2 separate regions of the Homo sapiens genome follow, and region 2 is linked to region 1. A link is an interaction called in ENCODE POLR2A ChIA-PET data of the cell type or tissue named here. Cell type or tissue: GM12878. All regions are shown on one strand. Each heading gives the region's core, and the rest is flanking DNA. Links, peaks and the distances in the headings are about the cores only. Region 1 overlaps USP24 (ubiquitin specific peptidase 24). Region 2 has its middle 30 kb from the start of MIR4422.

Region 1 (9,372 bases), core at 2,054-6,053:
AGAGACAGGCTCTCACTCTGTTGCTCAGGCTGGTCTTGAACTCCTGAGCTCAAGTGATCCTCCCACCTCAGCCTCCCAAAGTGCTAGGGTTACAGGCATGAGCCACCATGTCCGGCCTAGACAGTTCTTTTTATTTATTTATTTATTTATTTATTTATTTATTTATTTATTTATTTATTTATTTTGAGACGGAGTCTCACTCTGTTGCCCAGGCTGGAGTACAGTGGTGCAATCTCAGCTCTCTGCTCACTGCAAGCTCCGCCTCCCGGGTTCACGCCATTCTCCTGCCTCAGCCTCCCGAGTAGCTGGGACTACAGGCGCCCGCCACTACACCTGGCTAATTTTTTTGTATTTTTAATAGAGACGGGGTTTCACCGTGTTAGCCACGATGGTCTCGATCTCCTGACCTCGTGATCCACCCGTCTCGGCCTCCCAAAGTGCTGGGATTACAGGTGTGAGCCACTGCGCCCGGCCTGGACAGTTCATTTTTAACGAAAGAGATGAGGTCACCTTCTAAGCGAGCGAGTAGAGATGCCAAAATGATAAAAGTTGAGAATATTTGAGATATTCTTGGTGAAAGATGTGATTATAGGAAAGAAAGGTAGAATCCATGCTATTGGTATTAATAGCTACCATTGATTCAGTATCTGCTCTGTGTTACATAGGAAATTTTTAGAGTAATCACTAATTAGTTTTATTTGCTTTTTATCTTAATCCCTTTTCGTCAGAAGAATGATGAGAATGGAAACTGCTCAGGGGAAGGAATTGAATTCCCTACAACAAATTTATATGAACTGGAAAGCCGTGTTTTGACTGATCATTGGTCCATCCCTTACAAGCGAGAAGAATCACTAGGCAAATGCCTGTTGGCATCTACCTACCTAGCAAGACTTGGTAAGTTTTCAGACCTTAGAACACATGAGGACATTTGTTTCATAGAAGGCCTGAGTTTAATCTTAGCCTTTGTTGTTGCCTAGCTGTGTGTTATTGGACAGATCATTTATTCTCTTAGTCTTCACTTATCTCCTGCAGAAGAAAAGCTTTGAACCAAATTAATTGTTTTCTTCTACCTTTGATAGAGTATAAGATTATTTAAAATATAATTGAAAAGCTTAATGGAAATTGAAATTAACTTTTTCCACAGAAGCTTGGAGTACTTTAAATTAAGGCTCATCAATTCAACAGCTTTTTTTTTAAGAGAAGAAAGTTATATTTATTTAACAAACTTGTGCTTATTAAGTACCTGACATTGTTTTAAGCTTTATAAATATCAAGCTATTAAAATAATAAAATATCAATAGGTTGGAAGAGTGGGTGTCAGTATGAACACCTGTACTAAAAAAAGAGAAAATAACTTATTTTTTCATATTGAATTCAGTTATGAAATGAATATGGCCAGAATATGGTGTATTTCTGACTGGCTTCTCAGCAGTAGCATTTATTGAGCACCTGTTAGGATCTAGGTACTATGCTAGGCAGTGGGTCTGAAAAAAAGAGAGTGTGTTTAGCAGTATTCCCAATGATAAGCAAAACCTATTATTGAGTTTAATAAAGAAATGTACTTTTTCCAAAAGATGATTTTACAGGGAACTTATTCATTAACTTAGCAAGTATTTATCACTTACTATGTGAATTGTGCCAGACACAAATCTGTGTAATGGAGTTCATTGGTTTGTTTTAGGGAAGAAGAGTAATTTAGGCATTTATTGCAAATATTTGTGTGGTTTTTTGGTTTTTGTTTTTGTTTTTGTTGTTTTTTTTTTTTTGGTTTTTGATTTTTGAGACAGGGTTGCTTAGGCTGCAGTGCAATGGCGTAGTCATGTCTCACTGCAGCCTCAACCTCCCAGGCTTAAGTGATCCTCCTACCTCAGCCTCCCAAGTAGCCGGGACAACAGGCAAGCACCACCACACCCAGCTTTTTATTTTTTGTAGGGACGGGGTTTCACTGTGTCGCCCAGGCTGGTCTCAAACTCTTGGGCTCAAGTGATCCTCTTGCCTCGGCCTCCCAAAGTTCTGGGATTAGAAAATATTTGTGTTTCTATAGAACTTTTTAGGGAAATAATAATGGCTAGTAAGTAGCTGCTGTTGGTGTTTTATTAGCTATTTAATCAGATCATTGAAGTTACTCTGACATGGAAATGTAAGTTCAATCATTTCAGTTCAATTGGTATTTATTTAATCTAATGCTATGGTTATTTCTCAGCCTTTCCTTCATCAAAGGTATATATTCTACTTTTAATAATTTCGTAAGAACTAAGGTTCCTATGACATAGTTCCATATGTATGGATTTAGAATGATGTATATGATTTTTACGAACTACCAAAGACCTAAATAACGTGTATTATTTCATTCATTTTACTAAGGTCTTTCTGAGTCTGACTTAAATAAAGTATATTATTTCATGCATTTTACTAAGGTCTTTCCGAGTCTGATGAGAATTGTAGAAGGTTTATGGACAGGTGTATGCCTGAAGCATTTAAAAAGGTAAGAAAAATGTGCTGCTGTGATATTTTGTGTGTGTCGGGGTGGGGGCAGGGTGAAGGAAGAGAAGCTTTTTGTTTTAATTTTAGTTTTTTATGTATAAGACCAGTTTATGAATCTTGTTTAACTGAGGAATCCTCTAATATGAAAAACGGAACTCTGAATTTGGGGCTTATAAATGATTTACTTCTTTTATATTGTCTGTATGTGTCTTTGGTTAAATATAACTTTTATTAATAATAAATACTTCCTACTATTTAATTGCTAAAGAATAGATTAAGACTTAATTATACTAGACTTAATAGATTAAGACTTAATTATACTAGGATATTGCACATATTAGTAAACAAAGGCTTGTGGCACTTAGAAAGACAGTATACACTTATCAAAATATGAGCCATTTTAAGTGTGTGAGACAGGAGAAGACATTTTAAACTACTAAAAGATTGACTAGGTATTCTCACTGACATGCATAAGGCACCATCTCTATTAGAGCCAGAGTGATATGCCTACTTCCATTTGGGTCACATCTCTTAGAAAGCAGTGTTTCTTAACAATGGGAATGGGAGATCACAAGAATTGTGTTTCTAAAAACAGACTGAATCAGCCTCCCTTTTTAGCAGATGAGCCTTGAATCCTCATTAGAGCAAGGACTGTGTCTGTTAACATACTGCCCTTTCCCCCAGCATATAACTAAGTGCCTAGCTCATAGAAAGAGCTCAGAAAAGTTGCAATGAATGATTCTTTTGCTGGCTTAACTGCTGGATTTTGACACCCATTTTTGTCCAATATGTAAATAAGTCACTAGAACTACAGATGGGTAATGTTTGCGTTTATCTTAAGACCCAGTTAAGGCCGGGTGCAATTGCTCACGCCTGTAATCCCAGCACCTTGGGAGGCCAAGGCAGGCAGATCACAAGGTTAGGAGTTCAAGACCAGCCTGGCCAACATAGTGAAACCCTATCTCTACTAAAAATGCAAAAAATTAGCTGGGCCTGGTGGTGGGCACCTATAATCCCAGCTACGCAGGAGGCTGAGGCAGGAGAATCTGTTGAACCCGGGAGGTGGAGGTTGCAGTGAGCCAAGATCACACCATTGCACTCCAGCCCGCGTGACAGTGCGAGGCTCCGTCTCAAAAAAAAAAAAAAAAAAAAAAAAAGAGACCCAGTAAAACAAAGAGTTCATTTGCAAATAGTTATTCCCAGTTGCATTTTGGTAGGCAGAATCTCCCTTGATTCAAGCCTTAAAAAATATATATATAATTAATTTTAGAAGCAAAAGTAGCTTCATTTTTTAAAAAATGGAGAAATCTTTTCAAATTGTCATTTGGGCAAAGATTATATGAAATGAAGATTTATCTTCATTTTAGATTAGCTCATCCATCAGTTTGTAGTTTAAAATAATTTTAAGCTTTTAAGAATTACAGCAGCTTTTAAAAAATCCAAAATTGGCTAGGCCCAGTGCTTCGCACTATAATCCCAGCACTTTGTGAGGCCAAAAGCGGGAGGACATCTTGAGGCCAGGAGTTTCAGACCAGCCTGGGCAACATGTGAGACCCCTGTCTCTACAAAATTTAAAAAAAGTAAAATAAAAATAGCAAAATTGTTATATTGTAACATACTGTGACACACATCACAGTGGATGCATAAACTTAAAAGGAAAAGTGTATTCAGAGTTGTGGAAAAGGACTTATTCAAGGTTGAGGATCTCCAGATCCAGAAATCCGTGTATCCAGTCCATTCACCAGCAAGTTGCATATTTGGAATATAATACTCTAACTCTGTACAGAGATACTTCAGAAAACTGTTTTGTCTCATGCCTTCAGCTGTTAGGAGCAGTATAATAAATGGTCACATGGTTGGTCATTTTTCTGTAAAACTGTGAGTACAAAGGTACCATGCCTTATATTATTCAGTTTTGTTAAAGTAAAAATATTAAATTCTTTTGCACTTTAGAGCTATTAAAAAGGTTCTCCTCCCCGTCAATTAGGCATACTTTCTTTTATTAAATCAGAAGAGCTAGAGTTCTGTGTGCCTTTAGGCTTGTCTGCCAGAAAACTCAGTAGGATTTGATATAATTGGTACTACTTACCTAGCTGTGTTTCTCGGTTCGATGACCATCCCTCTCCCCAATTCCCCAGGCTTTTCTCACGAGCTGTCACACATTTTCTTTTAGAAGTAAGGGTATGAATGATATGTGATTACATAAATAAGGTGCACAAAGGAGCTTTGTTGTCATTTCCACCTTCTTCACCTTTTACCTTCAGGCTAGCCTGGATTTTTACTAGTGTATTCAGGCAGAGAAGATAATTCAGGTTTGACCATAGTGCATGGTTATGTTTAAACCTTGTGTGCATCTTCTTCACAAGGTACTGCCTGCCTTTCCCTATCTCTTCTAGAATGTAGGCAGAATTGCATTTTCAAAGTGAAAAATGAGCAAATGGAATGGTGCCAGAGGGATTGCTGCTTAATCCACATACATTTTTATTTTGTAGTCACTTGAAGCTTCTTAATTGGTAATCTCTGCTTTGTTTTGCTTTATTATTTAATTTTTAACTATAGGAGGAATATATAGTCAGGCAAAAAAAATTCTGCAAAAAATAGTAACTTACTGGTTTACATAAAATCAGTCTTATGACTTCTGCTAATTTGAGCAAGTAGTGCGGCTAATTAGTATTTAGAAAATCTGGAACCGAGGTTTTTCTCTGCAGCTATTACAGTTTGGGCTCTTCCAGCCTGCTCTTTTTAAAGAGGTTCTCAGTGAAGCCAAGATGAAATTTTTGTTGTATAGTATTTTCCCTTTGAATATTTGTTGCATAGTATTTTCCCTTTGAAAAATCTTACAAAAACATGAAACCACCATACCAATTTAAGTGAAATCCTTTGATTTTTCATTTCTTGTTCTGGCACTTGTTCTACACTTCCCCAAAGACCAGAAGACTGAGAATTAAGGGCATTCAATTTCTCTACTTTTTAAGGAATCTAAGAAAGTATCTAATTATAAGATTTGTACCATTGTTTTATATTTGATGTTTTATGTTTAAGAAACATAGCTACAAAGTAAACAGTTTAATGTCTTAAAACTTAGAGCTAATTTAGATTTGCTTAAACAATTAAAAAAAAATATTATTTTGTACATACCAAAAAGGAAAATGTAAGCCAAATAAACTGTTAAGATATTTCTAAGATTTTTTTTCACATTCTGAGTCCTGCTGTCATCTAGTCAACAGGTAGAAAAAAATTATCCTATTTCTGAGATGTTAAAAAATATTAAAAGGATATGTATGTTAGAATCCGTGCAATACAGCATTCATTTCTTAGGTTCCAGAAATATTAATATGGACAGCCAGCCATCAAGATATATTAATAATGCCTTACCATTTATAAAATGCTTTTATATTTGTTATATCTTTTAATCCTCATAACATTTGTATGAAGTAGGTAAGAGTTATGCCTCTTTAGAGATAAGAGAACTGAGCCGTTGAGAACTCAGGTAAATTTGTTCAAGGCCACACAGCTAGAAAACAGTAATACTGGAATTGATCTCAGGTTTTTACCTTGCTCGGCACCATTTGACCTACCCTTGTAATTATGAAAAGTAGAGGACCAAATAAAATTTTTCTTTTAAACAAAGTGCTTTCATGCAAGAGAATTAAAATTCAAAAGCAAAACTCTGTATTGACTTTGAAATAAATGGGCAAGTAGATGAACTACAGCTATGGGTCTTTTAAAAGCCAATCATCTACATAAAAAAGTATTTTCATCATAATCTCTCACTTATTTGAGATGGACTTGATAAACTGTAGATTTATTTTCTTTTTTCAAGTTAGACTCTAGATTGCCCTTTATGTTTTTATAGCTCCTGACATCAAGTGCTGTTCACAAGTGGGGTACTGAAATTCATGAAGGAATTTACAACATGTTGATGCTATTAATAGAACTGGTCGCAGAGAGAATAAAACAAGATCCAATTCCCACTGGTCTCCTGGGTGTGCTTACAATGGTATAGTATCTCTAAAATTAAGTACTTTGTGTTTTGATTTTGTTTAAAATACTTGCTGTTCTCTGACTTGTAATTAATAATGAGTGATAATAATTTTATCGTTAAGGATATTAGCTGTTAGGATCCTTTGTCTTTATTTTAAAAGCAGAGCAACCATCTTGTGTTCTCAGTTTGAAAGAAGTGCTTTTCTAATTTTAATGGGTTTTTCAACTTACGGAATGATTAAATGCCTTTCTCTTACCTCTCCCCGATTATTCATGTCTTAAATACTTTCATATGGAGTGTTCATGTAGATGGAGTTTGGTTTCTGGCCTTTTCCCCCAACAGGTAACAGTAGCTGCATGAAGAAGGGACCCTCATATTTTCCCCTCCTGACTTCTGCCCTCAGTGCCTCTGTTCCTCATCTCATCCCCGGTAGCCCTAGCACACTTGGGGCATTGGCATCACACTGCCTTGAGTCAGACCTCTTATCCTGTTACCTCCTCCTCTTCCTTCACAGTGAACACTGAACAGGACAGGAGAATAGCACATTAATTCTTAGCACTTTTGCACTAGCTAAGGCGTATGCTTTCGGTGTATTCTTGAAAGATCCCATTAATGAGGGGAGTCAAAGGCTATATTTTTATCTTCTTTTCTAATGCTAATATGTGTTGCTATAGAAATAGATAATAATGTTTCTCTGTTCTCTTTGAATCTAGGCTTTCAATCCTGATAATGAATACCATTTTAAAAACAGAATGAAAGTGTCTCAAAGGAATTGGGCAGAAGTGTTTGGAGAGGGAAATATGTTTGCTGTTTCACCTGTATCGACTTTCCAAAAGGTAAACATCATTTAGTTTCATCTTTTTATAGAAAAATGTATTGAAAAAGAAGATTTTCTGTGCTATAAAAAAGACAAGTTACATGGGAGGATTAAAACAATCTGAAAAATGACAAATATCCCATCTGGCTCATAAAATTGCCTACATTTTTTTTCAGACAGTGCATAATTTTTCCATAGCTCTTAACTAATATCATGAAGAATTTTATAGGTTTGAAATGATGTTTAGTAAAATGAGAAATGTCTTTAGCGTCATCTATTAGATTATCAGAACCCCAGTTTAATTGGTGTTCCAGTTTCTTAGAGAGAGTTGAGAGACTATAGCATTTAAAATGATTACTTGTACCTAGAAAAAATAATCTAGTACTTAATCTCATATATATTTTCTTTTGAACTTCATATGCATTAAAACTTGCTTTTTCAGGCCTGGAACCAGTATATTTTATATCAAAAGACTACAGTCTGCCAATAAGAGTATACTCACAAGAAGTAGATAATCTAAACAGTCCTTTAGTTAAAACACTGTTTGGTTTCAGAAACAGTTGAAAGAAGTTGAGTTTAATCAATAGAAAACTGGTTCATTGCTTTAGTGGAAGCAGAGGTTTAGGTCAGCAATCATTTATTTAACATTTACTATGTGTCTGGCATTATTCTAAGTTTGAGGTATAAACATAAGTACACAGTCCTGTCTTTTAATATAAACAGTAATAAGATGTGATTACTAGCTTGTAGTATAGTGGAGGAAATACGAAAACAAAAAAATGACAGCATAATAAATAGTAGGTGGAATTATAATAATATGTACTGTACATAGAATCCAGGGGAAGGGGTAGTTATTGCCACCTTGAGGAGTCAGACAGTTCCCCAGAGAGGAGGAAAAAGCTGAGTGGAAAGGACAGTGAATATGTACTTTGGAATTTAATCCCCACAATGGCTCTTTGAGTTGGGTACTATTTTTACCCCCATTTCATAGGTGAGAACTGAAACAGACAGAAGTGAAGTACTTGCCCAAGTCCACATACCTAGTTACAGGGAGAACCCATGCAGGCAGCTAGTCTATGTTCTTTAACCATATGCAGTATTGCCTCCCCAAATGCTAAACTCTTCTCTTCAGATGTGTTGTGAAGATCAAGTGACAAATACACATAGAAATACTGAACGTGGTGGTTCACTCTAGTGAGCGCTCAGCAGATGTTCATTCTCTTTTTTTCACTTTACGTATGCATCCACTGAGACCCAGAAAGGTGCAGTCTTTGTGTTTCCTCTCATTACCACAAAGGAATTCTCTCTCCTCTAGATCCCCTCTTCTCTTGCCTTCTCAAGCATATTCCTCCTTCAGCTTTCTATTTTTTCTTTGGTATCCTCAATCTTTCCCTCACTGTTGGGATTGTTACTCTTGTATGCAACATGATGTAGTATTTCCCATCTTTAAATATTCTGCCTTTAATATCATATCCCTCTGTATGGTCCTCTGCTCCCCTTCCCAACCAGACCTCCTGAAGATTCCATGTCCTCCCTCTCAGTTATTCTTTCAGTGGTTATCCTAAAATGTTAACTTACTAAACAAAATCTAAATTTCACTAGTATCTTTCTCCTCCTTGAGCAGTACATAAAGACCTTAGAATGTTGCATGTGCTCGCTCCCCTCTTAAATGATTCATTACCTCTTTATTTTACTTGTGCATTGTCTTAGTCCCCTCCTATCATTTTTTACCCGGTAAAGTTGATAGTGCATTCTATAAAGAATCCTTTAGTAAGGTTCTGTTTGTGGGTAAGTCTTGGTTTTTGATGGCCTGAACTTTACTTTATTTCCCATTCCTTGAAGTATGTATTTTCACTGGGTTCAAAAGTCTAGATGATATTTCTTTTCTCTCAGAATATTAAAGATACCATTTCACTGTCTTGTGGCTTTGATTATTGCTGTGGAGAAGTTGGCTATTGATCTGACTGTGGTTCTTCTATTAGAAGTCTCTCTCTCCTCCATGGCTGTATTTTGAAATCTTTTCTTTCTCTTTAATGTTTGTAAATTTGATTGTAATGTGATTAACCATGGTATTCTTTTTATTTAT
Region 2 (6,508 bases), core at 1-4,000, 82 kb before region 1:
AGGATGAGTAAACTCTCTTAGTTGGCAAAATACATTAAGTGGTTGGGTTGGAATGTCTCTCCTATGTGAGGCAGGGGAGGCACTTGTGTTGGGGCCAGAGGGAGGAAAGAGAAAGAGACCAGAAAAATGGAGGAAATGGAACTGGGAGAAGGCAGAAAGCTCTGTGGCTGGGACCCCCAACCTGCAACATCTGCCCCAGCCATCTTCAGCAGCAAACTAAGCTCACAAAAGAATTGGTGCATGTGGGTTTTGTAGAACTTGGTGGAAGGGCAGAACTTTGCCTCAGAATTGACTTGGGGCAGGGAGCACAAAGCAGTGAGGTGGAGGAAGAGATCAGAGCAAGAGAGAAATTGCAAAGAGGACTTGTGACGTCACAGGCTGTGGTGTTTGGGTTCAGGTCGAGGTTAACCAGACTTCCCAGGGAGGGGGAGCCCCAGCTGGCATCTAGGTTGCATAGATGCTTTCTGAAACACATTTTCACCCCTACAAGTCCTGGTGTGGGTTCAGGTGTTGCGATCTAACCAAAGCACCAAGAGTACAGGAGGACAATGATTTGTCTTCAGGAGAAGCCAGACTTCAACAAATTGACCCTCTCTCTCTGATTCTGGCAAAAGCTTGTCATGGCTTCAGCTTTCACTTCTGTTCTCTGCCCAGGCCTCCTGCTCCTCTTGTCCTTATCAAAACATATCTATCTTGTGTATTCATCCTCAGATTTTATCACCAAGGATCCCTGTCATTTATCCTTCCCTCTCTTCTTCCTCTCTCCTATAATTTTCAAAGATTTTATTGATCAAAGTGCATTGGCTCATGGTTGATTTATTTCTCCATATTTTAGCAATCAGAAGCTTGTACAATTGTCAATACTTCTGATTTGCTTGAGATAAAATTCATGCTGAACTGATATAATTCCAGGTCAAAACAATGCAGCTTTGTGGCTTAATAGTAGCTAATGTTTATGGAAACCTTATCATGTGCTAGGTAGCAATCCATTGAGGTAGGCATTATTATTATCCCCATTTTACAAACAAGGCCACAGAAGGGCTTAGCTTCCCTTCTGTGCAACTAGGTAACAAGCTAGAATTAAAACCCAGGTAGCTGGGCATGGTGGCTCACACCTGTAATCTCAGTACTTTGGGAGGCTGAGGTGGGCAGATCACCTGAGGTCTGAAATTCGAGACCAGCCTGGCCAACATGGTGAAACCCCATATCTACTAAAAATACAAAACTTAGTCGGGCATGGTGGTGGGGGGCCCGTATCCCAGCTACTCAGGAGGCTGAGGTAGGAGAATCACTTCAACCCTGGAGGCAGAGGTTGCATTGAGCTGAGATCATGCTATTGCACTCCAGCCTGGGCAAAAGAGAAAGACTCTGTTTCAAAAAAAAAAAAAAAAAACCCAGGTAACCTGGTAACAGAGCCCAAGACCTTCTATCCTTTTGTTATATCAAACTATTGCCAAGGTGCTTAAATATGCAGTTAAAGTATATAATGTCCATCATGTTTTATGAAATATACTGAAAATTTAGAGCCCCTCTATCGCTATCCTAGTACACCCCTAAGAGCTCTCATCTTCTAAGTAAAGGAACACTATAATAAATAAACCTGGCCGGTCAGGTGCGGTGGCTCATGCTTGTAATCCCAGCACTTTGGGAGGCCAATGCTCCCAAGTGAGCTCAAGAGTGCAAGACCAGCCTGGCCAGCATGGTGAAACCCTGCCTCTACTAAAAATACAAAAAATTAGGCCAGCATGGTGGCTCATGCCTGTAGCCCCAGCTAACTGCGAGGCTGAGGCAAGAGAATCGCTTGAACCTGGGAGGCAGAGGTTGCAGTGAGCCAGGATCACACCACCGCACACCAACCTGGGTGACAGAGCAACACTTCATCTCAAATAAATAAGTAAATAAATAAATCCCTCTTTAAGATAGTAATTACTTTTTGTTTTAGTGTTTTAAAGAAGCTGGTTTTACCACTTTATTCTAGAGTTTAAAAAAAAATCTCCTTTTTTTAAACTTGATTCGGTATACTTCTTTTCTTTTTCTTTTTTTATTGACTACAATATTTAAACTGCTCTGCCCAAAAATACAACAGCAAGGAAGGAAGCTTCATCTACTAATCATTTGCATACCTCTATAAATACTTCTGATTCTTACTAGCATACAGACATCAATTTCACCTAACTTTTGAGAAGTGTATACATATTCTTTTTGGTGCTATTTTGGATCCCATCCTTTTTATTAAGTGTAGCTTCAGATGTTCTCTACCGATGTAATTCATGCATTTGTCTTTTGATGCTTGCCATCTTGTGTTAATGTGTGGGAGCTTGCCATTCCACCTTCCAATTTGAGGTCATAGGGCTGGGTGATGAACATTACAGAGCTATAAATATTTCTGGTTTTTGTTTTGTTTTGACAAATGACCTTCTTTTCTTTTCAAATTATTTGCTTAGGATATTTTCCCAAAAGTGGGACTGCCAGGCCTGACAACAGAAGGGCTTAATGAAGCAAACACAGACATTGGAGTGAGGCCTGACTTCACCACTTACTGTCGGGTGGCTTTAAACATTTGCTTAATCTCTTCGTAAACCTCATAAAGCAAATGATAATAGTATCATTCCCATAAGGTAGTTACAAGGATTAACAATAAAATAAAAGACATGAAACCATAATAGGCCGTCACTAAATGGAGGCAGCTGTTGTTACTATTACTAATTTAAGGCCTTTTATTTTTTCTGTAAGTTGCCATCTTACTTTCCAGAAAGCTTGCACAATAAAAAGATGCTGCTCAGCTTACATCCAGATAAACCCATCCTAAGTTGAAAATATCCTAAACTGAAATGGATTTAATACACCCCACATACCAAACATCATAGCTTAGCCTGGCCTACCTTAAACATGCTCAGAACACTTACATTACCCTATAGTTAGGCAAACTCATCAAACACGAAGCCTATTTTATAATAAATGTTAAATACTGTTTGCAGGTGGGTATTTTATAGACATGATAAGATGTGAAAACACAATATTCAAAAAACGTTGGCAACACCATATGCAGTAAAGTATTGTTTTACCCCTGTGATTCCATGGCTGACTGGGAGCTGTGGCTCACTTCTGCTGCCCGGCATTGCAAGAGAGTACCCTACCTCGTATCACTAGCCCAGGAAAAGATCAAAATCCAATATCTGAAGTATGGTTTCTACCAGACGCATGTGGCTTTCACACCATCATAAAGTCAAAAAATCGTAACTTGAACCATTGTAAGTTGAGGCCCATCTGTGTAGCTTAATTATTAATTAAGACTTAATGCCTAGGCACTGTGGCTCATGCCTGTAACCCCAGCACTTTGGGAGGCTAAGGCGGGCGGATCACCTGAGGTTGAGAGTTCGAGACCAGCCTGGCCAACATGGCGAAACCCCATCTTTACTAAAAATACAAAAATTAGCCGGGCATGGTGGCAGGCATCTGTAATCCCAGCTACTCAGGAGGATAAGGCAGGAGAATCACTCGAACCCAGGAAGCGGAGATTGCAGTGAACCGAGATCATGCCACTGCACTCCAGCCTGGGCAACAGAGCAAGACTCCGTCTCAAAAAAAAAAAACACTTAATAATTCAGACTGATCATAGTTTAATGTGTTTCCCATCTATGGCATTTTCTTTTAGTAGGGCTTCCAAGAGATGGCATACCTTAGTGCAAATATTAATAGTAGAATCATCTCCCAACAATAACATATTAGAGGGAGGCTAATAATGTTATTGGAACATCCCTACCATTTATTGGTCACTGTTTACATGCCAGGCATAGTGCAGGAAGCTTCGCTGTGTTTTCCAGCTTAATCTTTGCATCCCTACAAGTTATGAATCACAGTACCATTTTAAAGATGAGAAAACTGACTCACTGTGATATTACATAAATTGTACTGGGCTGCACAGATAGAAGAGTCTGAGTTCAGGCCGGGCCTGGTGGCTCACACCTAATAATAATCCCAGCACATTGGGAGGCCGAGGTGGGTGGGTCATTTGAGGTTAGGAGTTTAAGACCAGCCTCGCCAACATGGTGAAACCCCATCTCTACTAAAAATACAAAAATTAGCCAGGCGGTAGTGGCATGCGCCTGTAATCCCAGCTACTCAGGAGGCTGAGGCAGGAGAATCGCTTGAGCCTGGGAGGCGGAGGTTGCAGTGAGCCGAGATCATGCCACTGTACTCCAGCCTGGGCAACAGAGCGAGACCCTGTCTCAAAAACAAATAAACAAACAAACAAAAAGAAGAGTCTGAGTTCAGTTTCAAACCAAGGTCTATATGACTTCAAAGCTCATGTTCTCTCCTTTGCACCAGGCTGCTTCCTAGTAAACTAGAATAACCATCCATTACTGATTACAGTGATTACTTTTTATTAAGTAAAATATAACGTGGACACCTGGGGAATATCAGGGTTCACACTTGAATCTTTCTGGAATCTGCTGTTTTGACGATCATTCTTGGCTGGACCCCTGCCCTCAAAACCATAATGTAATTTGATATTCTCATTCCCACAGCAGAAAATTCAGCAAGCATTCCCGTATCTTCAGCTATAAGCCCACCTGTGCTACTTAGTAAGCTTGGGCAAGTTTTTTAACCTACCAAAATCTCAACCTTTTAATCTATGAAGTGGGACTAATAATAGGACCTAACTCAAAGGGCTATAATTAGGAAAATTAAATGAACTAACATATGTACAAATTCCCAGTACAATACCCGGGACCTAGTAGATGTTTAGTAAATGTTACCAACTATTATAAAACTAACACATATTTTTTAATTTTTTATAGAGACAGAGTCTCACTATGTTGCCCAGGCTGGTCTCAAACTCCTGGGCTCAAGCAATCCATCCCGCCACAGCCTCCCAAATTGCTGGGATTACAGGTGTGAGCCACCAAGCCCAGCATATATTATTTTTAAATAAAGAAATAACCCATTTCCAACTTAGATGTCCTTGTCTTGATCCCTTTCCTCCTCTGCATAGTTCCCCCATCCTATCTCCGATAATATAAAAGCTGTTTGGAGATATTTCTGCCCGGGATTAGGTGGGGAGAAAACAAAATTAAACCAACCAGGCTATAAAAATTTTTCTTTGCCAAGATGGCTTTGAGTCAGGCCTGCTGGCAGCCAAAATATATGAGCCAAGGAGAGACGAAGGGTACAAGTCCCTTTAGAAAATGCCACTGTCAGGATCAATCTCTGGCATGGAGTCAGAGCTCGCCTCCTCTACGACAGGGTGAGCTGGACTGGACAAGCAGCCTTTGTTGCCCCAGCGGCCCCTACAGAGGTCGGGCCCAGATCCCTAAGTGTCAGCCAGCCTGGATTTCCCACTTGGAAAGTGAGGGCAGAGCCAGGGCCCCCAGGTGGGTCCCCTCTCACAGGACTGGTCACACCTGGCCAGAATGTTACACATCCATTCCTGAGAAGGGCAGTGGTGCCTGGAGGCAAAGTAACAAGGGGAGGTCATCAGAACAGTCATGACAGGAGGGAGCCAAGGTCAATGTGGGGAAAGAGAACCCAGCCTTCCAGGGAGAGGGAGAGCCGGTGAGAAGGTCCTGAGGGGGGTTGGTGGCTTGAAGAGTGGACAAAAAGCCACTGATAGCTGGACAGCAATGAGCTAGGGGCAATGGTAAAGTGAGACTAGCAGGGTGGGAAACTCATTGCTCAGGAACTTCTTGCTACATTGAAAGTTTCAGTTTTTATCTTAAAGGAAATGGAACATTTTAAACAGAGGAGAGACATAATCAGATTTGCATTTTAAAATAATATGCTGAATAAATATTCTTGAGCACAATAGGTTATGCAAGGTATCAAGAAGAGTGTTATGAAATAAATAGCACTTATTAAACATCCAGTTTAGCAGGGAGATGAGACCAGTAACCAAATGATTCTAATATCATGTGGAAAGATACATGTCTCATTAGAAAAGCTTTGTAAGTGGGGGACATAGAATTCAAAGGTAGAAGAGGGTGTTCTAAGAGAGATCTGCTAAGCTTCATGAAGATGGTGGAATTTGTAGAGGCAGTTACACAAGTAGGTAGCATAGCCTAGTGTTGTAGTGTGGACATTGTAGAGTGTAGACACTGGTATCTGACAGCCTGGGCCCAAAGTCTGCCTCTACTACTGGCATAAGAGTCGTGAGACCTTGGGTAAATTGCTTAACTTTTCTGTTCATTAGTAGTATTATTTTTATTTGAGCCAGACTTTAAGGAGAAATAGGTTTGGGACATACAGAAGTGAGACAGAAGGCATTAAAGAGGGGACTGTCTTTAGGGAAGAGCATCACTAAACACACAGGAAGAGCAAAGCAACTTCATTTGGCTGGACACAGTGTATTAGGAAGAACAGTTGAGGGCTGGGTAGGGTGGCTCACACCTGTAATCCCAGCACCTTGGGAGGCCAGGGCGGGTTGGATCACTTGACCTCAGGAGTTCGAGATCAGCCTGGACAACATGGTGAGACCCCATCTCTACAAAAAAAAAAAAATTGGCCAGGC

What was found. Peaks named below come from ENCODE experiments on the same cell type or tissue, not always from the same donor. Only the 100,000 strongest peaks of a DNase experiment are listed, where the experiment ranks them.
Region 2: POLR2A ChIA-PET joins it to region 1 with 8 read pairs; 4 of 35 experiments call an interaction of 5 or more read pairs at or near these places.

Annotation. Positions count from the first base shown.
Region 1 is chr1:55,169,489-55,178,860 of GRCh38, reverse strand. USP24 (ubiquitin specific peptidase 24) reads left to right here. Exons shown (of 68, transcript NM_015306.3): 2 at 729-894; 3 at 2,418-2,485; 4 at 6,341-6,484; 5 at 7,183-7,305. Among named protein-coding and RNA genes, the nearest start is that of USP24, 41 kb to the left of the region's middle. In GM12878, for the core only: no CTCF peak of the experiment used is centred there; no DNase peak of the experiment used is centred there.
Region 2 is chr1:55,252,070-55,258,577 of GRCh38, reverse strand. No RefSeq gene overlaps it. Among named protein-coding and RNA genes, the nearest start is that of MIR4422, 30 kb to the right of the region's middle. In GM12878, for the core only: no CTCF peak of the experiment used is centred there; DNase peaks (open chromatin) are centred at 397 and 2,307; H3K27ac peaks cover 2,110 bases.